Regions from separate parts of the Mus musculus genome. Here all the other regions are linked to region 1. The links are chromatin loops, found by intact Hi-C in ENCODE. Cell type or tissue: heart. All regions are shown on one strand.

Evidence for each region. Hi-C counts contacts between places; a loop is a spot of excess contacts. Peaks named below come from ENCODE experiments on the same cell type or tissue, not always from the same donor. Only the 100,000 strongest peaks of a DNase experiment are listed, where the experiment ranks them.
Region 2: a loop joins it to region 1, with 3.0 times the contacts of the local background. A loop is called at or near these places in 9 of 42 quality-filtered maps.
Region 3: a loop joins it to region 1, with 3 times the contacts of the local background. A loop is called at or near these places in 4 of 42 quality-filtered maps.

What each region holds. Positions count from the first base shown.
Region 1 is chr11:107,209,280-107,217,279 of GRCm38, forward strand. It overlaps Pitpnc1 (phosphatidylinositol transfer protein, cytoplasmic 1), which reads right to left. Exons shown (of 9, transcript NM_001359616.1): 9 at 1-3,379. The coding sequence ends at 3,063. It overlaps Gm39425 (a long non-coding RNA gene), which reads left to right. Exons shown (of 3, transcript XR_880257.3): 3 at 1-1,110. Among named protein-coding and RNA genes, the nearest start is that of Nol11, 24 kb to the left of the region's middle. In heart, CTCF peaks have their summits at 4,642 (motif pointing right) and 6,306 (motif pointing right); no DNase peak of the experiment used is centred here.
Region 2 is chr11:107,381,508-107,389,507 of GRCm38, forward strand. The region is part of intron 1 of Pitpnc1 (phosphatidylinositol transfer protein, cytoplasmic 1); the gene reads right to left. Among named protein-coding and RNA genes, the nearest start is that of Gm11713, 25 kb to the right of the region's middle. In heart, CTCF peaks have their summits at 2,680 (motif pointing left) and 3,963 (motif pointing right); no DNase peak of the experiment used is centred here; H3K27ac peaks cover 194 bases.
Region 3 is chr11:107,261,706-107,269,705 of GRCm38, forward strand. All of the region lies in intron 5 of Pitpnc1 (phosphatidylinositol transfer protein, cytoplasmic 1), which reads right to left. Among named protein-coding and RNA genes, the nearest start is that of Gm11716, 70 kb to the right of the region's middle. In heart, a CTCF peak has its summit at 6,015 (motif pointing right); a DNase peak (open chromatin) is centred at 3,716; H3K27ac peaks cover 899 bases.

The DNA.
Region 1 (8,000 bases):
AGATATGAAGAGGGGTAAACATATGTGTTATCCTATGGGCAACTATTTCAGTTTGACCACCAGAGATTTAGGACTGGTGGTGTGTGACTTGCTATACTGCCTTTTATACATGTATATATATGTACAGGTATGATACAGTTTTGGTGCACAAAGCTGAAGGATTTCACATGGCAGACATAGGCACTGAGTTAAGGATTCTATTTCCCCCTCAAACATGCTTAGCAATTCAAGTTCTGCTTTTTTTTTTTTCTTCCTAAATTTCCGTCATGCATCCATTTTGTTTCCATCCTCACAAGAATTACTCATGTTCTATATACATATTCCTCAAATGCTTGGATCCCGCAATAGCAGATTCACATAAGGACAAAGCGAAACGACACTTGGAAATCAAGGTTCAGAAAATATCGAAGTCATTTATGCTTTGTGATGACTGGATTAAATATTCAAAGCAGCTAATGAAATATATCCAGAATCCCACCCCTTCCCTATTTGTAACACAGGCAAACCACATGTAGACAGAAAAACTGAACACATAGGCGTTGGTTAAGAATCACATTATCATAGGTTAGCGCTGCAGTTGGTGTCAAAAGTCCCGGGCTGACTACAAAGGAGAGAGAACTCACAGGAAGGGAATGAGAACGTAGCCTTTTGAAAGTGAACCAGATTGTTGACCTTGACAATGGAAGCGGCTATAGAAAGGAAGAGTGGCGTGGTGTTACTGGAAAAACTAGGTGCCAGATGGGCTAGCCACCTGCGCAAAATCAACTTGTACTACACGAAAACCGAGGAGCCCACCCCAGCCCGCATCAGCTTGCAAATGGTAAGCAGGTACAGACGCGAATTCCGCGTCCTCTGAAAGTGGAATTTTGCTTTTGAAAGCCAGACATTCTCACTGAGTACAGCTGCATGGGGGAGGGAACCACTGAGGAGTTCAAAGGGTTTGAGAAAAGATTACGGTTTTCCCACAAGCAAGATTCATGCTTCCATACCATGCAAAGAAGGGTACCCTACTATGGTACTGTCACCTTAAGGAAAAGATGCGCTGTTATGGTAATCTACTTGTAATTGCTTTCCTTTGAGTACTGGGGCGCAATGTCCATCTATAGACAAGAAATGATCTAGACACTCTAAACACTTTGGTGCTAGGCTTGAGGGGCCAGCATCTGGGCCATGGGAGAGGGCGTGAACCCCAGAGATGTTGCAGAATGTGGAGACTGAAGAGAGGGTGCAGGCAGGGTCCACCGGCTGGGAGGTGTCAGGGAAGGAGAATATACTCCCTGGTCTGTTTTGCTTCCTTTGGGATCTGGATTGGGGGGGGGGGGGGCATTTCCTTTCCTGAGGTTGAAGGTCACGAGTCAGGAAGGGACAGCTAGGACATGGGCTCTGGAGCTCCCCAGCCACCTGCATTGCTCTATCTGCTTCCCTTCCTTGTGGGTTTAAAGGCAGTGAGGTGTAAGGGTGACAGATTTCTCTTTCTGCCACTTTGATGACCTACTGACCTCACCAGCTGTCGGCATACATGTCCCCTTCATTCAGCAATGAGAGCAAGACAAAAAGGGACATTTATGATCACACCTCTGTACAAATAGGAGCCTGCGATTCCACTCCTCCCGCCTGCCTGTATTTACTGGATTCCAGGGACACAGGCAATAGCTGGATTATTTCCTTTTTTGCAGGGTTATGGATCAGTCCCAGGGCCTCCTGAATGTTAGGCAAGAACTCTACAATCGAGTTACACCCTGGCCCCCGATATTTAGATTATAAGGAAGGCCTAAGAGAATGGTGGTGCTTCCTAAAGCCTGGTGATGGGCAAACCATTTCCAGGAATATCTGGGTGTTCCTAAGAGTAAACCAGGAGGCGTGGCTTCTCTTCTGTGTGGTTCAGACACTGGCTAGTTAAACCCGGGTCCCTTAGTCTATCCTCAATTTCCTCAAGTGGGAGACTGTCAATGAATTCTACTTAGCTTGTCGAAATTTCTGAGAATCGTTATGGATGAAGCTCACAAGTCAAACTTTGCAGGTCCCTGAAGAGAAGATGTCTGTCTCACCTGGGGCTCTCTGTTTCCGGAATATTCCACATTGTATTAGTTGTGGTCATAAGTCATCCAGGCAAGATTTGAGAAGCCACCAGGGCACAAAAAGGGGAAGCGAAGAGACGCAAACAGATGGGTGCTTTATTAAATTTTGTGAAAAGGTATAAAGACATTATCATTAATTGCACTTGGAGCCTCAAGAAGTTGGTTATTAAAATTTTCAAAAATTTAAGAAGTTAATCAGGCTCCAAATCCTGAGTCAGACTAAATCAAAATAGGAATATTGATAACAACTGGAATTCAAGTATTGGTAGTCAGCAGTCCCAAAAGAGAACAATTAGGCATGTGACACCTGAGAGTATTTTTTTTTCTTTTTTTTTTTTTTTGTTGTTGTTGAGAATTTCAGGTTTGATGGGAGGAAACTGACATCATTAATTTACCACACCTTACCAAAAAAAAAAAAAAAAGTTTTCTCATCCATTTACCCTTTTACCATTGAGGTCCACATCAGACTCACCAAAGCCCCCAAAACAAGGCTTCCTCCCTGGTCCACATCTAAAGCTAGAGAAGATTCTGTGGGTTTTGTTTGATTGTTCTTGAGACAGTGTCTCAAATAACTCAGGCTGGCCTCAAACTCTGTATGTAGCTGAGGTTGACCCTGAACTTCTGATCCTCCTGCCTGGTTACCATGGCTGGGATGGAACCCCGGGTTCCACAGTAGCTGTAGCAGCTCTACCCACTGAGCGGTGTCCTCAGCCCCTCCTGTTTTGTTTCCTTTCGTTTTTTTGTTTTTTTTTTTTGTTTTTTGTTTTCCCTAAATCATACTTTTCACATTCACTATGATGCTGTGTGGCACACGTAGGGGTTCTTGCTATCTGTGAGATTATTTAACCACATGCATTGTCTGAGATCCAAGAACACATCTGAGTGAAGGAGGCAGTCTTTTCCTCGTCCAGAGAATTCTTTAAAAAAAAAAAAAAAAAAAGCCACAAATGAAAACAAAGGACCCAAAGGGATGTTCAGACCGAGTTACTCTGATTTGGGCCGACATGGCTTTTCGGAAGTGTAGACGCCAGGTAAATTCAGGGTGGCTTTTTTCTCCGGATCTGGAAGTGTGAGCGTCTCTGGAGCAGATTTTTTCCGGGGCCGGTCTTTGGGAATGGACAGAAATTCTGGCGCATCTGTGGAGAGAGGGGTGGATGGGGCGCTGGAGGGGGCGCTGCGCACCGAGGAAGGCAGTAGGGCGATGCTGGAGATAGAAATGGCCGGTGGGAAAACGCCAATCTTCTTGTTGGTGGCTTCCTGAGTGGCTCTTTCGAACTCTCGCACTTCATCCATTGTCATGTCTTCAAAGGGAAAAGCGGAGAAAAGAATAGTTACTGTTCGGACGGGCAAATGGGTTTATTGCTAAATCTGGGGACACTACCATGAAGCTGATGCCTACCCAATCACAAACTTGACATGTCTTTGAAATATTAGACCCTCATTTTTTTTTCTCCCCTGCCCCCCACATCTGTGTTACTAAGACACATCCCGGAAAAGAACATTTCTTTTTTTGGATATTAACCCAAGAGTTTTCAAAGGACTCTTAGTAAGTATTAAGGAATGACTGAAATACACTTTATCTATCTATTTGCTGTGTGTGGTGTGGGTGGCTGAGTCTCGGGGGAGAGAGGATCGGGTTCATTGGGTTGAATTCAGGTTGCCAGGCTCGGCAGCAGTGGCTGCCTTTACTTGGTGAGCCATCTCATTAGCCTAGTTAGTATGCATTAAAAATATTTGTGTGTGTGTGTGTGTGTGTATGCATGCATAGGTGTGTCATGTACGTGGTGTCTGTGTCTGTATGAATGTGTGTGCATGCATGTGTGTTGTGTGTATCTACGTTGGCTTACTCAGGCTCATTCAGTTCTTCTGGCCCTCTGCCATGGTCTCAGTGGTTCAGGTCTCTTTGCAGTGTTGAATGTGGCATGAACACTGACAACCTATGTTAATCATTAGGTGTTCTTTGTGGGGCTGGGGATCAAATCCAGGGCCCCGAGTATGCCAGGCAGGGGCTCTACCACCAAGTCACACCACTGGGTTTCATAACATCTGGACAAAGAAAACAACAAACACTTTTTGTGTATGTGGGGGTGTTCTGTGTGGCCCCAAGGTCCGGTAACTTCGTAGACCAGGCTCTGGGACTGCAAAACCCAGATCTACCTGTCTCTGACTCCCATGTGTAGGGATTAAAGGCATGCACTATCAAATGCCAGACTCAAAAAAACAAAAACAAAAACAAAAAACCCCCACTTCCCATTAAATTGAATCTGTGACCATTTCCCTATGAAATTTTAAAAAATTTCCTGAAAGGGAAGAGTTTTTATAAAGGAGATAAAAAAAAATTACAATTGTGTTGACATAATATAAAATTTATATGGTTTTAAGAAAACTCGTACCTATTAACTTACCACTTTTAAGTGAATGAGTGAGATTCATTTCTTTAAAGCAGCATTTGCTTGGAATTCGACATAGAATTTTAGTGAACTAGGATATATCTTTAATAAATGGATAGCAATTTGAAAAAGTGACTTGGTTAACAAGTTGCTGAAATGTTGTGATATTGTATGTTTCCAGCAGGGGGCAGAAAGGACACAGCACAGAATTTAGATTAAAAAAAAAAAAAAAAAAAAACCCAAAAAACTCAAAAAACCAAAAAACCAAAAAACCAAAACCAAAACCCCTCAGAGTCTCCTCTTCTCTTTGAAACCTCTCACTTGCCAAGCGAGACTGCTTCTTTCTTTAGTTTCTTTCTTTAGTGTGCTAACGGAAGTTAATTTTGCTTACTTCCGACTTAACTTATCCATTTTCAGGGTGATCATTTAAATTTCATTTTAGCACCCGTGAAGGTGCTAAAATTATTTTTCTTTTTCTTTGATAGGCTCTTGGGTAGATCAGGCTGGCCTCTAACTCAGTATGTAGGTGAGGATAACTTTGGATCTCTGATCTTCCTGCCTCTATTTCACCAGTGCCGGGATTGTGACAGCGGCCACCGTTTATATGGTGTTAGGGATCTAGCCCAGGGTTCTGCATAGTTAAGCACTTTGCTACATCCCTAGCCCCATTATGTGGCTTTATTACTATTTATACATTTTAAAAATATTTTTAATTCTTAGGGTGTGTGTCTGTGTACATGTGGAGCCAATTCACTCTTTCCACAGTTACCTGGGCCCTGGCAATCAAACTCAGGTCTCTAAGCTTGTATGATGAGGGTCTTTCCCTGATAGGCCATCTTGCTGGCCTATCCACACACTACTTACTTGTGGTACACACAGCCTCTCAGCTTTAACCATCTTTTTTTCATTATGGAAAAAAAAAGTACAATTGCAAAAAACAAACAAACAAACAACAACAACAACACAACACAACACATGATCCACGATCTCATGGTATCCCAAAGAAAGAGGGCAATATTATAAGATAACCATTATACTTCAATCATGGTGACAATGGGTTTCTTACAGCCAGAAAAAAGGTGGGGGTGCATTCTGAGTTATCATCTTTCTCTACACAGTTTAACGCTAATGATGAGTTAAAACGGAAAGAACACATGCAAAGGCTTTAAGCTGTAAGCTCTGTCCCTACCCCACCTCCCCCTTGGCCCATATTATAGATCAGGCTGGCCTCCAACTCAAGGCAATTCTCCTGCCTCAGCTCTCAGCCACCATGTCTGCCTTAGATCCTGAAAACAGTGGTGCTCAGTGCCCTTCAGGCATCCCTTGTCCCTTCTTCCCTCCCCTGTAGCTTTCTTTGGGTTTGACATTCCTAGGAGAAAAGGTAATCTAAAGCAAGGAACGTTCTGGAACAGTTTCCTTAAAAGAACATTCCTATCTTTAGAACAGGAAAAAAGGAGAGTTGGGAGGTATTCGATCAAAATGGGGCAAACCTTCAGCAACTCTTGCTTCAACTGGTTTCCTGCAAACCCCAATCACCGCGTGCACGACAGGGGGAAGGCGGAGCCAGTCCGCTTTCAGGCGGTCACATGCATCCAGTGGCCAATGGCATGCACTAGCCTGGCAAGGTACAGTCCAAATCATGCTCTGTGTGTGTGTGTGTGTGTGTGTGTGTGTGATTAAACATTTCCAAAACATTACCAGAAGGTCTTCCGATTCTAGAGCCTTTGTCACAACAGTTACCTCTCAAAGTTCTGTAATTATGCTCTCATTTCTTTTTTAAAAAATGGATTTATCATTTGTTTATGTATATGTGTGTGTGTGTATACACATGTGCATGCATGCAATCAATGCCTACTTAGGACAGTAGAGGGCACTGGATACCCCGGACCAGAAAGTGGTGAGCCACTAGATATGGGCGCTAGGAACTGAACTTGGGTACCTACAAGGGCAGGTGCTCTGAACTGCTGAGCTGTCTCTAGACCCTGCATTCTCACTTCTTAGAAAAGCAAAACAAAACAGAACCAAAAAAACAAAAGTAGCAGTCATGTAAAAACTGCATTCTTGAGTTTCCCAGTATCTTATAATAAATACTATTACCCTAGGGCCTGGGCATGGCAAACACAAGAATTCATCCTGTTCCGAGAAAGATCACATGTAAGAGATCTGGCTGAGACCTATGTGCCAACTTGGGGACGAGTCCTTTGTTATCCCTAGGGCCTCTTTGTTAGCATCACTGACCAAGAGATAACTATGTATTTAAATACAGGCTTCCATTTCTGGTATATACCATATAGTCAGCTTTCAGTAAACCCAAGGCTGTCAAACAACCCTGGGCTTTCTAAGGCCTTTGCTAAGTAAGTCTCAGGCTAGATCTACTATGTAGCACCCCTAAATCTCAGTTCACCACCAGCCCCCACTAGGAATGCGTGTGTGCACAGACTGTAGCTTACTCTGTAGATTAGCCTAAGTCAAAAGGAACTGACTGAGTAAAACAGCCCAAAAGAGTTCCAGAAAAGCCTCTCAGAGACCATGACAGCTGAAGAGCAAAGCCCTTCAAGGAGTACAAGTGCCAACTACGCCTTGAAAAGTCCCGCATTTGATCCACTTCACCTCTGACACCCACTGTGGCTCCTGTGCTACTTCGTGATTAGTGCAGGCCATCTGACAGGTACCCCCAAATGTTTCCACTCTCTTTTTATGACTGGGTTAGCCATGAAGAGAAGCCACTGAAGAGTGGAAAGATCTGGAAGACCCAGGTGACTGACACAGCCCACTCGAAGACTTGGGAGGGGGGCACCTTTACCCACGGTCTCTGGGAGAGGTTCTGTTTTCACAGAAGGCTGGGGACCCCGCATTTTCACGGGCTAACAGATGGGCTTCCATGTCTGTTTCCCACAGGGTGGGCAACGCGCTTTGAACAGTCTACATACACTGGTCTGTGCATGGCTCTCTATGTCATCCACAGTGGAGGAGTGCTGATTGCAAACTTTTATGTTGGTTTGTTCATGCATGTTTTTCTCGTATTCCCGAACATCATCCATTGTCATATCTGAAAAAAGTCAAGACGTGGGCAACTTCCGTTATTAAATACAAACTTTAACGGGGGACACTTTAGGGAAAGAAGGTCGCTCAGCAAAGTTTTGTTTTGTTTTTTTTTAATTAAAAAGCAGGTGACTGACTAACTTTATGGAGTAAAAATCATAAAGTTAGATAAACCAGCCAAAGAAGGGAGTGAGGGCAAAGAAGAGTGGAGGTCAAACTCGTAGGGGTGATTCTTGGAAAGTGGGCGAGAGTGTTAGCGAGTGGGCTGTGCGTAGCCTGGGACCTCCTAAAGCTTTGTTAGAAGATCTCTCTCAGGAACAGAGGGGCCGGGCGGTTTGGGTTTAAGACTTACCTTCAGGTCAAACTTTCCAGAGAGATACTAGGGCATCTTTAAGTTAGTGGATTTGACAACACCAAGCACACTTTCATTGCTATGGTAGGAGACAGGCTGTGGAGGGCAGACCCAGCGCATTCACTGGGGGTGTGTGAG
Region 2 (8,000 bases), 170 kb after region 1:
GTCTCAGACCAGCCCTGTCCTCCTTAGGATTCTGTGGGAGACAGAAGCTCAGTGAAACTAGAGGCAGACCAGATTGAAAAGGAGGACGAACAAGCAAGGCAGCCTGTTAATGCAAGCACACGGAGCACCATGAGGGTATCAGACTCTTCCCTTCGTCCATAAGAGCGAGTTCGGCTCACACAATAAGCACCATCAATACATACTGATATATATATATACTAAGATAATATACTATATTCTAAAACACTGCCAAGATTCTGAAGAACGTTTTTGGGCACATTTAAACAGCAGCGTGACCGTAAATTATGTAAAGGGAGAATTTTCTTACTTTGTTTCGCAAGAACCGCGATAAAACCTGCTGGCGGCAGAATTTAGTGCTTTACAACGCTCACATGGTAAAGCTCCCGTTTAATCAATGGCGACTTTGGATGCTTTATTTTGTGCACCTCGGAAACATCACCAAAAGAACAATTTTAATACTGCTTCTAAATTCAATTAGAGCAGTCACATCTTTGCGACAGGGGAACACTTACTCACAGGGCCGTTCTTTAAGGCACACGTTATTAAATCCCACAGTCCTTTAATCCACACGGCAGACTAAAGAACTTAAGCTGCCCCAGAGATGCCATCCTCAGGCCGGGGCGCACACACTGCGATTCTTTTTACTCTTGACATCTTCAGAGTCATCTTTAATAATTTCCCCCTCTCTCCGATGTCCCTCGCTCCCGACACTGCCTCTGCAAGTTGTTTCTTCTCCCAGCTTCTGAGGGACTCCCAGGCTCTGGAATCCAGCTCACTGCCTGGGGGATACAAAGACGCAAAAACAAAACAAAACCAAAAAAAACCACACACACACCCCCAAACCCAGGGGCGATGGGAGCTTCTGCGTGTTCCACCCGCTCCACGCAATTCCCACTGTGGTCCCGGGGAAAGCTCCTGGGGTTGTTTCCTTTTGTTGGGGTGGTGCGCTAGGAGACGGACGCACACAGACACGCGATGAGGTGCTGTAGCCACGTGGTTAGATGGAGGCGCTTGTGGCTAACAGCCTGGGTTCAAGTCCTGCCTCTGACTCTCCCCATCAGGACTCATCTGGCCTGAGTTCCCTATCACCCTTTTCTTAAGGTAAGACTCCTAGACGTAACCATCTTTTTTTGACACAAGGTCCAAGGGTCAAAATAAAATGAACCCCGGTAGTCTTGACACTGAGGCTATTCAGCAGGTTGCTTGCCTAGCATGTACGATGATGCCCTAGGTTCAATCCCTAGCACTACATAAAGCCAGTCTGGCGGTACATGCCTACAATTCTAGCACTCTGAAGGTGACGTTCAGGGCCATCCTCGGCTACGTAGGGAAGGTCCATCCTGGGCTACATGAGACACTGCCTTCCCTCTTATTTCCCTAGACCTTGCCATTTTGTGTGTCCCCCTCCGCCGGTCCAGACTAATTGGTAGAGTAAGAGCCAGCACGTCCTAAATTAGCTCCTCAGCCTTAAATATTCCCCAGAACGAGGTCAGATGTAAATGAACAACGACAGAGCCCCCCGGAGGATCAGACCCGCGCACGCACTGACTGAAGTAAGGATGAATGATTTGATGACAAGGCAGGATGGTCCCAATTTAGAACCACAAAACATCTCAACAGAGGCTCATGGTTTTAATGTGGAAAAAATGCCTATAAATGACCTCAGGCTTCAGAGAAATCTAATTAGGCAAAGCTGAGCAGAAACAACAAGTCTCTGAGAGGAGCGTTAACGCTCATCGCATGGAAAAGAAAAAGGGATGGCAGAGGGACTGGAGAGAGGGCACAGCCAGCAAAGGGCCTGCTGTGTAACCTGAATTTGATCCCTGGCAGTCACAGGAAAAAAAAAAAAAAAAAAAAGCTAGGTACAGATGTGGCCGCGTGTTATCCTAGTCCTGGGGGGACAGAGAGACACAGGAAGGTCCAGAGAGCTCATTGGCCAGCCAGTCTGACTGGCAGGGGGCTCTGGTTCAGTGAGAGACCTTGACTCAGAAAATAAGGTGGAGAGGGACCAAAGAAGATGCCTCTGACTTCCATACCCATGGACACACATGCATACAAATCAGATGGTTAATAAACTGGACTCAATACGGTATATGTATGTATGCACCACACCCATGGGCACAAACGTGTAGCACATGTACCACACACTCATACAGATCAGATGGTTAATAAATTGGACTCAGTAGGGTATATATATGTACATACACACATATAGATACATGCATATGTGCATATATACATACATATATGGGACAATAATAATGATGAAGAAGGGATATAAATTTGAGAAGGGGTAGAGAGGACACCAGAGCCATTAGAGGTGAGAGCAGGAAGGGGAGAAATGAGAGAAATATAGTTTTCTCATACACAAAATTCTAAAAACAGCCGGGCGGTGGTGGCGCACGCCTTTAATCCCAGCACTTGGGAGGCAGAGGCAGGTGGATTTCTGAGTTCGAGGACAGCCTGGTCTACAAAGTGAGTTCCAGGACAGCCAGGAATATACAGAGAAACCCTGTCGAGAGAGAGAGAGAGAGAGAGAGAGAGAGAGAGAGAGAGAGAGAGAGAGAAACAACCAGAAAAGACCCACAGTGTGAAGCCAAATGCCCTGGGCACAAAGGCACAAGTATGTGCTGACAGCCCTGCAGGGAGCGCTCCCTGGTGGCTCCCAGGAGGGTCAGTAGATGATGGATGGATAGACAGCCAGATGGATTTTCTCGGTCTGGGAAATCAATAAGCCTATATAGGTCACAAGTATTTTTCTAAGAATATTCTAAGAACTGAACTGGTGTCACCCTTCCACGAGCCGGCCCCACCCTCATCCTCAGGAGAATCGTATTCCAAAAGGTAACACTGCTTTGGGGCGCTCTCATGATGAGAAAGAAATGTTGTTGCTGTCATCACTGTGATTCCGACCCTCCCTGTTCTGAACTGGGGTGGACAGAGGGAAGGATTTTTTTCTACACAGGCTTTGGCTGTGAAACACCCTGACAAAGTTGGCCGCTAGTCTGACTTCTGTCCCAAATGGGCTTCTTATTCATACAAATCAAAACACATTCCTTGTCCTTCCTGAAACATCCTGCAACCTGCAGAACATGCAGAGAATGCAACAGGTCCTCTAGCTCACTCCCCAACACAGTCCAATGCGACAAGCCAGAGACTCTACAGTCTTAAAAAAGAAAGAAGGAGGGAGGAAGGGAGGGAACAATAAAATTCTACCTGAGATTCCTACCAGCAGTGAGAGCAAACTGGGTAACAGGCAGAGTGACTGCATTAGACATCCAGGAATCTGGAGCCAGGAGAACAGAGAACAGGCCACCCGGCCTACAGTAAGACTTGACCCTTAACATAGCTCAGATTCTCATCTGTAAAACCAGACAATTAGATGGTTTTTAAAGGTCTTCCCAGCTGTAAAAATCTTTACTTTCAGAGTGTTAAAGGCAACACAGTATTTTTCAAATGTAGGCCTCATTTGTAATATCACTTTTTAAAGATTATTTTATTATTTCTAAATTATATTTACGTGTCTGTGTGAGTGCCTCTGCATGTGTGTGGAGACAAGAGCTGTCTGAAGCCCCAGAGCTAGAATTACAGGCAGTTGTGAGCCCCCAGGTGCATAAGAAGCCCCAATTATTCTTAGGCAACCTTTGCCCCCCAAAAAAGACTACGAAAACAGTGAGTGGTTTTGGCTTTAGTTTTTTGTTGTTTGGGGATTTGTTTTTTCTGTTTCTCTTCAAATATCTTATTTCACTGCATGACACATGAGGAAAACCCCATCCGAAGCAGGTGTGTCCACTGTGTTGTAAGAGATCACTTATGGGCTAGAATTATAAATAGAAGCTCATTAGGCTTCGGAAAGCTCTGTGCATAAAGCCGAATTTTTAAAATAAGGATCCTTGAATGAATGTTATGTACGCTGCATTTGTGCAGTACCTGCAAAAGCCAGAAGAGGGCGTCAGATCCCCTGGAACTGGAGTTACAGGCAGTTGTGAGCTGCCATGTGAGTGTTAGGAATGAAATCTGGGTAGGTCCTCCAAAGCCATGCCTTTAACCACTTAGCTTCTGTTCCTAGCATCCAAGTTGGGAAGCTCACAACTACCTGTAACTCTAGCCTCAGGGGATCCAGTTTCCTTTTCTCATCCCCTGGGACAACTGCAACTGCATGCACAGACAAAATGAATCCTAGACTATTTTAAATCACCACCAGCACCATCAACACCATCAACATCATCACCATCCTCACCAATGTCGCCACCATCAAAACCATCACCATCATGACTATCACTACCATCATGACCACCACCACCACCATCATCATCTTCTATCAAAGGAACAATTCTCCTAGATGTACCTTAGAAATAATCTGTGTGAGATAACCATATTCAATACCTCAGAGCCATAAGTAAGAGCTGAAAAGTTTTTCATTTAAAAGATGGTTTGGGGGGCTGAGGAGATGGGACAGAGCTTAAGAGCATTTACTGTTCTTAGCACCATGCTGGATGGTTCACACAGCCTGTAGCTCCAGGGGAAATCAGACTTCCCCCTCTAGCCTTGGTGGGCAATGCACACGTGTGGTATACACGTGCACGCACATTTGCAAACTCACGAACACACACACACACACAGAGAACTCACGAACACACACACACAGAGGAATAATTTTTGGTGCTGTTTTGCTTTTTGAGACAGAGTTTCTTTAGCCCATGGCTGTCCTAAAAACTTGCTCTGAAGACCAGGCTGGCCTTGAACTCAGAGTTCTGCCTGCCTCTGCTTCCAGAATGTTGGAATTAAAGGGATACACCACCAACACCTGGCTTCATGAATAATTTTCTTAAGAGATAGTTTTCACATGATGATGACAGCTCCTCTTCCAAGACATTTTATGTGAAAAGTCGCTACATATTTAACAGAGACTTACAGGTAAATAAAGCTCCCTCAGAGACGTACGGTGATTTTTTTTTTTTTTTTTTGGTCAATAGACAAATATAATTCTATTCCCCTGTGGTGTACAAGGTCACGCTAGCCTTGAAATGTCACAAAGCACAAATAAATTTATTTCTTATGTAAGTGCCAGCACCCCAGGCAGCTCTCTGAAGCAAAATAGCAAGTTTGTCAACTCCTCTAAGCCCACCTCGTGACCCCGGCCTAAACTCCGCTCACCTCGTGACCCTGGCCAAAGCTCCGCCCTGCACTTCTTAGGGCATTCTTCTGGTACGTCGCATATACTATTTTGAATTCTTCTGCCAGTCTCATTTCTCAGCCAGATTGTCACCCCCAGGAAAACAAATCTCGTCCCCCTCCTGTCTGTTTAATTCCCAAAGGATGTGCCCGCTGAAGACACCTAATCTATAACTTTACTTCCGTTAATTTCTTCAGCCCCTGTCTTATTACACAGGTGATATATTTAGCAGGGACTGCAGGCTGCACAGAAGAATTCATTTCCTCTTCCTTCGGCAGGACAGCACTGTAGCTGGTCAGAGAGAGAGAGACCATTGACTCCCTCACAGATGACATCGGAGCACAGACAAGGGACAAGATCTGGAGTGATTCGGGCTACTGTAGAAACAGGGCCATGAGGTGGGAAGCTGCACCCCCCACACCCACTGCTCCTAGTGACAGTCTGGGCCGTTTAGCTCAGCACTGGCCATTTAGAAGGTGACAAGACCTTGGGGAATGGAGAGGTCACAGGCAAAAGAGAATCTGCCCTTCTAGAATACACGTTCAAGTGCAGGCGTTCCCTTCTTTAAATGACATAATTGAATGTCTTGTTTTAGCACCTTGACCTTTTATGATGACTGAAAACCTGTATTTATCATGAAGATACTAAAACTATATAAAGCAGAGAGGAAAAAAAATCACTCTGGGTCTTCCTCTTCCTAGCCAGCCATTATTAATGTTTTAGAGAAATTCTTTCTAGAATTGTTGCTATGCAAAAACAGCAACAACCCCAGAACATATTATCTGCAGAAATAAAACCATAATGTCTTAATTATTTTTCTCATTTAATACTACCTTCTATTTAATTTGCTAATAGTTTTTCAAATAAAAAAATAAATCGGCATATCTTTTTAATGACTATATAATATTTCACCAGAATTGGTATAACCCATTTTTTACTGTTAGATTTTAAAGTTGGTATTTTGTTGTTATTGATGAGTCTGTATTTTGGGAGATTTGTTTGTCTGGTTGCTTGTTTTTTGTTTTGTTGTTTCAGTTTGTTGGTTTTGGTTTGGTTTGGTTTTATCTTTTTAAAATTGATTCATAGAGTGGGCTGGAGGGATGCCTCAGCAGTTAAGAGCACTGGCTGCTCTCCCAAAGGACCCAGTTTCAATTCCCAGCACCCACATGGCAGCTAACAGCTATTTGTAATTCCAGTTTCAGGGGATCTGATACTTTCACACAGACATACATGTAGGCAGAACACAAATGTGCATAAGATAAATAAATCATGTTTTAAAATTCACTCACAGTGTCAGTGAGATGGCTCAGGGAGCCTGCCATTCACTGTGATGGCCAGAGTTGAATTCATGGGTCCTGCATGGCTAAAGGGAAGAACTCGTTCCTTTGCATTTTCTTCTGACCTCTGCGTGCACACACACACACACACACACACACACACACACACACACGATAAATAAATGTAATAGCCAACCATCCAAGGAACTGCAGAGAATAGTCTTACAAGTATGTTTTTGTACATCCCAGATACTGTGCTTCTTCTTCTGTTTCCACATCTCCAGTCTGCTGCCCCTTTGATGTCGCTGGGTTGTGTTTTGTTTTGTTTTTGGAAACAGAATCCTATTAGCCTAAACAGTCCCTTAAACTCAATATGTAACCAAGGTTATCCTAGATCTTATCCTCTTGCTTCAACCTTGTGTCTCTCTGTGTAGCCCAGGCTGTTCTGGAACTCACTCTGTAGACCAGGCTAGTCTCGGACTCAGAGATCCACCTGCCTCTGCCTCCCCGGTGCTGGGGCTAAAGGTGTGCGCCACCACTGCCCGGCTTTGCCTTTCTACCTCTGAAGTTCAGGGATCACAAGCATATACCATCACACCTGGCAAGAGTCTCTATGCTTAATATATTCCTGCAAACAAAGATGTCACTTGTTTCCGTGGGGGATGTGAGGTCTCTGTCTGAGAAGCACCTGCAAGGTTGCATTCATTAGCTGTCTCGAGATGAATTTCCTTTTTTTTCAACAGCCACAGACTAACCTGGAAACCAAACCAGGGCCCAGCTTGTCAGCGAGGGGACAGATAATGGACTCCCTGAGCCGTGGCATCAAGCTAGCACCCCACAGTGCAGCCCTGGCTATTAAGAGGCACAAACTTCAACACGTGGGAGACCTTGTTACCTACGGACAAACCTTGATCTACAGCTGTATTGCCAATTACTTGCTCAACAAACCTGTTACTTTTTTGGAAATAATAAATAATTCAGAGAAAATCATTTTGAATCCTCTGACATCTGTTGCTTGTATGACTGTGAATTATTCATCAGCGGAGCATAAACAGTATTAATTAAAGAAAAGTACCGAGGCAAGCCATTGAAACAGAAATGAACAGTGCAGGGGAAGGAAGATGCCTTCACTCAAAGCACGCCTCACGTCATTGACAAATGCCGAAAGAACAGGGCAGGCCTGGGAATCTAAAGGAACCGCACTTTTAGAAACCAGAGTCTGGAAAGAATAAGGAACGTTATTTGACGTTTCCAAATTTACTTTTTTCTTTATCCTCTTCAGAAAATAAAAAAATTACCATCTTTCATTTGGTCTCCTTCCATTCCTCTACTTGCTGACATTTGTTCCGGAAGTCTATTAATACAGCCTAAGAGAAGGAAAGTCTCTAATAACTCGAGGGTTGGGGTGCTAACTCGGTTGGTACACAGTTGCCGTGCAAGCATGAGGACCAGAGCCCAACGTAAAACCAGGTGTGGGGGTGCAGATGCAGTGTGGATCCATCCCAGAGCTGGGGAGGGAGAGACTG
Region 3 (8,000 bases), 52 kb after region 1:
TGACTCTGATAGTAGTCACTAAAGAACCATTTTCGGTATCATTTTTAGCTAGCTAAAATAGAACTCTCTGCCAAGATCGGCTGCGAGATGGAGCTTAGGAGAACTTTGGCACAGGAGCTGCTGCTGGAATCCAGGACCAGGCAGGCAGGCGCTCTATCACTGAATGACATCACAACCCTTTACACTAATTCCCCTCCCTGCCCCAAGACAGAGTCCTCCTAACAGTTTAGGCTGGGCCCTGAATTCATGATCTTCCCCGAGATACTGCCTCTTAAGTCTGGGGATGACAGGTGACTGCCACGGCTGGGGATCAGTTTGAGTACACTCAGTCTCACAGTGGAGTCTGGAGATGCTGAGCCTAACCTTCCCTGGAGGAGACCATACACCTTCCAGTGCTATTCTCTTCCTTAATTGGCCGCTAAAAGTATTTCTGAGGCTCTCTCTCTCTCTGTCTCTCTCTCTCTGTCTCTGTCTCTCTCTGTCTGTCTGTCTGTCTGTCTGTCTCTCTCTCTCTCTCTCTCTCTCTCTCTCTCTCTCCAAGCATGAGGAAGAGATAAGAGATTAGCAGGCATCCAAAAGCATATAGGTGTCTTAGCCCTTTGGTTTGTTGAGCGCAGGACAAATAAACATTTAGAAATTGGCTAGTGTGCATGAATTCCCAAGTTTCAGCTCCAAAAACCCGGCACCATGGTCTGTGATCCCCGCACTGGGAGCTACAGTCAGGAAGATCGGAAGTTCCAGGTCATTCTCTGCTACTTAAGGAGTTTGAGGCCAGCCTGGGTGACAGGAGATCTTGTCTCAAACAAAAGAAACCAAACCAAAAAGACTAGGCAAACAACAACAAGCCAACTGTATATAGAAGATCCAGTACCATCTTGTTGTTTATAAACACAAACGACAGTCCCACATTTCTAGTAGACTATCGTAGCCTTTGTTTTGTATTTATTTATTTTTGTTCCAGATAACCGTTTCAGAGATTTGTTTTGAATAATTTTAAAAATCACAGGCATATGTGTCTGTCTGTGGGTGTGTGCATGTGAGGCAAATGCCCTTGGAGGCTGGAAGAAGGCAGCCTGACATGGGTTGTGGGAATTCTCTGGTCCTCTGAATTATGAGTTACTGAGTCAGTTCTCCAGCCCTGAGTTTTACAGTGGTATTTTTCCAGGGTTGGGGTGTGTGTGTACATGTATTTCAAGCATGATTAGATGGGGGTCTTGTCATCTCCACAACAGTTAAAATGTAGAATTGACCCATCACTCTCAGACAGACTCACAGCATATCCTCGGTCCACTCCGGCTCTGGAAACCACAGACACATCTTGTTTGGGCTCTGTAAGAGTCTCAGACAGGAACTTGGTACCGTGATTGCCTACCACTGGCAAGAACCCCATGTGTGGCTCTTAGCACTCCACGGAAGACAGAAGCCTCAGACAGGGAACGGAACCTCTGAGAACGTTGGAGACAGACTTAGCACCGCCTCCTCCTGACCCTTCTCTGTGGTCCCGGCTCTCAAAGTTCACGCCTTCCTAGCACTAAACTGTTTCCCATCGTGCGAGCGATGTTCATCCATTTCAAGAGAGAGTTGTGAACTGAAAGTGTCTGTGGACAGGTTTTTGCAGGAACACCAGTTTCCAAACAAAGTTGAAAAACAGGAGTCTGCTTCCTGAACTGTAGGCTCCCTCCTTAACTCACATCTATCAGGAAGCTCGGGAAAGACCTTACTTGCACACAGGAACTTTCAGTACAGTCATACAGTAATTAGTTAAAGATCTTAGGATGGAATTCCAGGTAGAAGATGGTCCTGAAATCTGATGCTGGGCATCCCTATAAGAAGGGATGCAGATACAATGACAGTAATGAGCGGTTGGTACGGAGACTGGAGTGATGGAGCCACAAGCCAAGAAATGTCTGGTGCCATTAGATGCTGGAGAGAGGTGAAGAAGGATGCTTGAGAGGGCCTTTGGAGGACCATGGTACCATGAACACCTTGAGGTCAACCTCCGACCTCTAGCATAGTGAGGTCAGAACACTTGTATTGTGTGCTGCCTCCTGACTGGAGACATTTGTATGGCAGGCTAGGAAACTCCCACAATCCTCCACTCACAAGATCCTTTCCTTCATTATCCAGGCCATGACGATGCTCACCACCCTGAACATGTGGCTTTGTTCTCAGTGACCAAACGTGACCTTCTGGGAGGCCCCAAGGTACACGGGTGCTTTCCACTCTCTGCCTACCTCAAAGGTCACAGATTTTTATAATGACAAACAGAGGCCTGGGGAACACAATTCGCATGAGAGATGGAGAGGCGGGAATAACTCAGGGTCATGGCTCTGACTGAGGTCAGTGAGGTTCAACACAAAGCTCACCAGTGAAGCCCGGGTAGAATGGGGACAAGAAGACCAAAGAGCAAAGGATGCTGGGTAAAGTGATAAGGCAGGGGCAGCCTCGATCGATACCTTTGAGGGAAGCAACACTTCGAATCCTGTGTTCAAGCCTTAAAGGGACTTGTGCAAGATAGGAGGAGGGTAGTTAACTATTTCAAGCCATGCCTCAAGGTCCCCCACCCCCAGGTGACCTGGGGATCCCCAGACTCCTGTGAGTGAGGCTATGTGGTGAAGAATCAATACAGCGACCAATGTGGAAAAGACTGTTTTGGGGGATGGGGAATGGGAGTAGGGTGTGTGTGTGGGGTGTGTGTGTGTGTGTGTGTGTGTGTGTGTGTGTGTGTGTGTGTGTGTGTAGCAACACCACTGCCAACATCCTAATCAGGTGCTCCAGGCCATGACAACTAATTATGGGTGAGGCAGAGACATTCAGTACAGCAGGGTCGCAAACGCTACAGCTGGGTTCATTAACTAAAAACGTTTTCAAAGGTAGGGGGAAAAAAGCACCCCAAAAACCCAAAAAACATACTTGTAAGTTTAGGTTCCAAGGGCGGCTGTAACAAGGTTCCATTCAGAACTTGTTCTAATTTTGATGCAGATGGCAGCCCAGGAGCGAGGCCTCTCCCTGGGTGAGCCACGGCCTCCTTTGGACACAGAGGGGCCCAGGAGATGGGGCGGGCACCTCCCGCGGGCAGGTGTGGATATTGGCGCAGGGACGGCTGTATGGTTTCCCCGCAGTAAGATCAATAATGGGTCCAAAAATAAATCTCAGAAGCTGAGCTTAAAATAGCTCCAATTTCTCCCAGTTCTTTCTTATTTCAGTTCACAAGGTGGTCTCTGGGAGCGGGAACGGCTGGTTTTTCTCTCAAGTTGACAAATTGATATCGAACCTGAAACTGCTGCCAGGCCCACATTTGCCTGGCCTTCACCAGCCTCGCGGTTTGGTGTCTCTCCTGGAGGTGACTTTGGTCTCCTGAGTCCTTCAACTTTTTTTTTTTTTTTTTTTGAGCTCACACAATGAGTGCTTTGCACAGAGGCAGAGTTTCTGCCGCAGAATAATTAGGCGTATGAGCTTTTTGACTAACTCAGCCTTGAGGGAAGAGAATAAAGTACGGGGACAGGGTGGGGGTGGGGTGGGGGAGAAGGCTTGCCGGGACCTGGCTGGGGTCGCCATGTATAAGTGGGCAAAGGGAGGAGGTCTGCAGCCTGGCTCGCTGGAGGCTAGAGAGTTTCCCTTCTGCCATCCACCGAATGACTATCGTGAGGTGCTTCAGGGCCTGCGTCTCCATCCAGCTCATTCCTACCAAGCCTCTCCGGGCAAAACAATGCATCGGGCACCCGCCCAAAACCGCTTAAGACTCCTAAGAGATTGCATCTACTGTCAGGAAAAAACAACCAAGGAACAGACGGTTATACATTTTCCTGGTAGTTTGTGTTTTGTTTGATTTTTTTCCCTCTTCTGTGTGGATGGGTTGTAAACTCCCTGAGAGACAAAGTCGAGAACCATGCACAGAACCCTGGCAGAGCTTCTTTTGCCCCCACCAGAGACAGTTGTAGAAGCCTCTTAAAAGAGCTCCCCAGGGCTGGTGAGATGGCTCAGTGGTTAAGAGCACCGACTGCTCTTCCTAAGGTCCTGAGTTCAAGTCCCAGAAACCACATGGTGGCTCACAACCATTTGTAATGAGATCTGACTCCAGTGTCTGAAGACAGCTACAGTGTACTTACATATAATAAATAAATAAATAAATAAATAAGACAGCTACAGTGTACTTACATATAATAAATAAATAAATAATTAAACAAACAAACAAATAAATAAAGCTCTCCAACCAAGACAAGGGAAAATAGGCTTGGTCCAGCTTGTGGCTGGGGCTCAGGCCAAGGGCATGATATGGTGAGTCTGGAGGCTCGCGGCTGGATCTGTTCCTATTGGTTTTCCTCAGAGGGGAGGCACCACCCACTGCCTCACTGACTCTCCCAGTCCACTCTTGCAATTAGCATTTGGATGGAACGTCATCTTTAAGTGCCGGACCCACCCTGCTTCTCTTTCCAGTGGACTAGAAAAATCTTGTTTTTAAGAAAAAGTAGTGTAGTGTCCTCTCTCTCTCTCTCTCTCTCTCTCTCTCTCTCTCTCTCTCCCCCACTTCCCTCTCTCCCCCCTTCCTTTCTGATGCTGGGATAAAACTTGGGGCCCCATAAATGCTAGGCAAGTGTCCCACCATTGATTCCAATCCTATGATAATTCTGCATGCTCACACTACTACAGTGAACATCTATAACAACATTAATGTGTGATTGCTAATGACACAGTAAGCCTTTTGGGTGCCTCAGACACTTTTCCTGAAGCCCAGATCTATGCCCATGCCCATCTCTGGATGGGCTGAAATGAATATATTTAGATCTACATTCACCACGTCATGTCCCCTACCCCGAATCCTCTAAGATTTAAGCCTGGATCTCTCTGCCGTCTTTCAATTATCCAAGGTGGGAAACCTGGGTGTTATCTCATGAGCTATACTTCTCCTTCTCCCAGCATGCTAGGCACTAAGCTGTATGTATTCCATAGCATCTCTATCTCACCATCCATCTCCATGACAGGTCCTCTAATTTCTGATATGACAATCATGGGCCTCCTCTTCCTGATATCCATGCTCATCCATCCATCCATCCATCCATCCACCCACCCACCCATCCATCCATCTACTCATCCATCCATCCAACCACCCATCCATCCATCTACTTATCCATCCACCCATCCATCTATCCATCCATCCATCCACCCACTTGCCCATTAATTTTCTTCCCAATACACTAAGCCAGTTTTTTCAGTGCCACTGGAACATATCAACTTATGGTAGAAAGATTAGAGCCCAGGAATGAAAATATCTGGTTCTAATTCTGAACCCATGTATTAGAAGACAGGGGACCCTAGGAAGTCCTTCCAGCCATTCCAGTGTCTGGCAGTGTCCTCTATGCTGTCAAGACCTGGGGATCACAGATGTGAAGGAGCTTTGCAGCCCCCACCAGACTCAAGATTACAGACCAGGAGTGCCTGCCTCCACCCATCAAATTCCAGGTCCTCAAAGTCTTTCTCACCCTCCTCCCAGTTCTGCCCAGGTTCTCCTTGCTTCTCAGAGTCTCTCGCCTCCTCCCCATACTGTGCTCTCTGTTTCAGCCTCTATGTCCTGGCTCCTGTTCCTCCTTTGCCCTGAGACCCCTCCCACTTCAGATCTGCCTGGCATCTCTCAAGATCACAGTGACTCTTAGGAGGCATTTTAGTAAAAGAACATTATGTAATCATGAATTGGGGTGACATTTGGTTATAACTGAATCCTTGCGCTCCCATAGGCACTAATTGATGGAATTGGGAAGGAGACATTGCCTCTACTCGGTGGTTTTTGTCTTGGCTGGTGTTACTTTCGCTAAATTTGGAGGTCACATATCACTAGCACTCCAAGAGAGGTTGAAAAAGAATCTATTGATTCTTAAGTTTTGGGAATAAGGTCAAGATGCGACGGCTTCATTGAGATTTTTAATTTTACTTTAATTTAAAACAATTTGTAGGAAGGTTTTAATTTTGGTTATGTGTTTGTGAGCACATGAGTTCAATGCCCACAGTGGCCAGCAGAGGGCATCAGATACCCTGGAACTGGAATTACAAGTAGTTGTAAGACACCTGATGTGGGTGCTGGAAACCAAACCTGGGCACTCTAGAAGAGCGGTAGATATTCTTAACTGGTAAGAAGCTTTCTCAAGCCCTTCTGTGCTTATTAGTTTTTCAAAAATGGCACTGCAGATTGGGCCTCACACACCCTGGCTAACCTCAGGACCACTGAGCCACAGTCGGAGCTTGCCCGTTCTGATTTCCTTGTGAAGAACGGTGGTCTCCTAACCCGTGTAACCAGGGTAAATGTTTCAGTGACAGGTTTGGACAGCTGTCTTCTGAACATGGGGACGAGATATGCTCAACAGGTGACAACATACCTTTCATTCTGCTGAATTCTGCAAGTCTGAAAATGGGTCCCACTAATTAGCAGTCATCACTAAAGTTCCATTAAGTACCCCAATACTATTAGGGGTGCTAGAAACTCAGGCCTCAGCCATCTCTGCATCCTTCAGTGCCTCAGACTTTTCTTTCATTTTTATTTTTTGGGGGTTTTTCAAGACAGGGTTTCTCTGTGTAGTCCTGTCTGTCCTGGAACTCACTCTGTAGACCAGGCTGGCCTCAAACTAAGAGATCTGCTTGCTTCTGCCTCCCTGGTACTGGGATTAAAGTTGAGCACCACCACTGACACTTGATCAGTCCCTCATGGACCTTGTCTCAACAACAATAACAACAACAACAACAGATGAAAAAAAGATAAATTGTATATATATATATAGATAGATAGACAGATAGAGAGAGAGAGAGAGAGAGAGAGAGAGAGAGCTAGCTATTGTTGAACTGACCTGTTGTATGTTTTATTCTCTGAACCAAGGGTATTTATTTATTTATTTATTTACAGTTTGTGCACGTGCACCTGTCAAGGACATTTGTGTGGAGGTCAGAGAATAACCTTTAGAGATTGGCTTGCTCCTTCTACTAGATAGGCTTTGGGGATTGAACTCAGGTCATCAGACCTGGCAGCAAGGACCTTTTCCTTCTGCTGAGCCATCTCGTAGGCCCAAATTCTGCATTCAGACCCTGAGTTTTAAATTAGCATGTTTGTTGGTAGTTGAATCTTTTTTTGTCTGCTAGCAGGTGACATCTTGTGATCCAGCCAACAAGTAGTAGCAGATGTCAAAGTTTGGGAAAAAAATTGACGTGAGAAAAAAAGTAGAATTTAGACCAAGCTTTCCCAATGAAGTTCATTATTTATGAATACTGGGGATTGGCAGGGGTGGGGAGGAAATAACTTCAAATTGATTTTTAAGGCTGAATCTTGTGAATGGAGACAGTAGTTTGAGAGTCATGTCCCAGGAGCAAGGGACCACAGTCCGAGGGATGACTTGAATTCCTCTGATGTGAGATTGTCAGACCTGTCGTGTGCCGGACTCCTTACCGCTCTTTGGGAAGAGGTGGATTGAGAGACTCCTCTGAAAAGGATTAAGGCCTTTACTAGGGCCCTGATTGTCCAAATGGAGAGGCGGGATGCACGCCCCTCCCCCTCCACACTATGGGGCTGAGGATCAAACTGAGGTAAGGATACCCGTGAGTTACCTCATCAGCCCAGAACAGAAGCACTGTTTAAGAGGTTAGACCATCCAAAGGGCATACATGAATTAAAGACAAAAGGCAAACTGTTTTGTTGTGTGATCAGATCTACATCCATTCTGATTTTAAGGGTTTTTGTTTTTCTCCTCTCTCTCTTTTCTTTCTCCCCCATTCACCCCAAATCTCATGTAGCCCAGGCTAGCCTTAAACTTATTGTGTAGTAGTGGATAGTCCTAAACTTCAACTCTCCTCCTCCCATGTGGATGCTGGGATTATCCATGGATACCACCACACCTAGTTTATGCAGAACGTGGGATGGACCCAGGGCTTCATTTATGTTGGGCAAACATTCTATGGACGGAGCGACATTCCCCCAACCCTGCTCCTGGTTGCTTTATTACTATCATCTTTAAATGGATCGC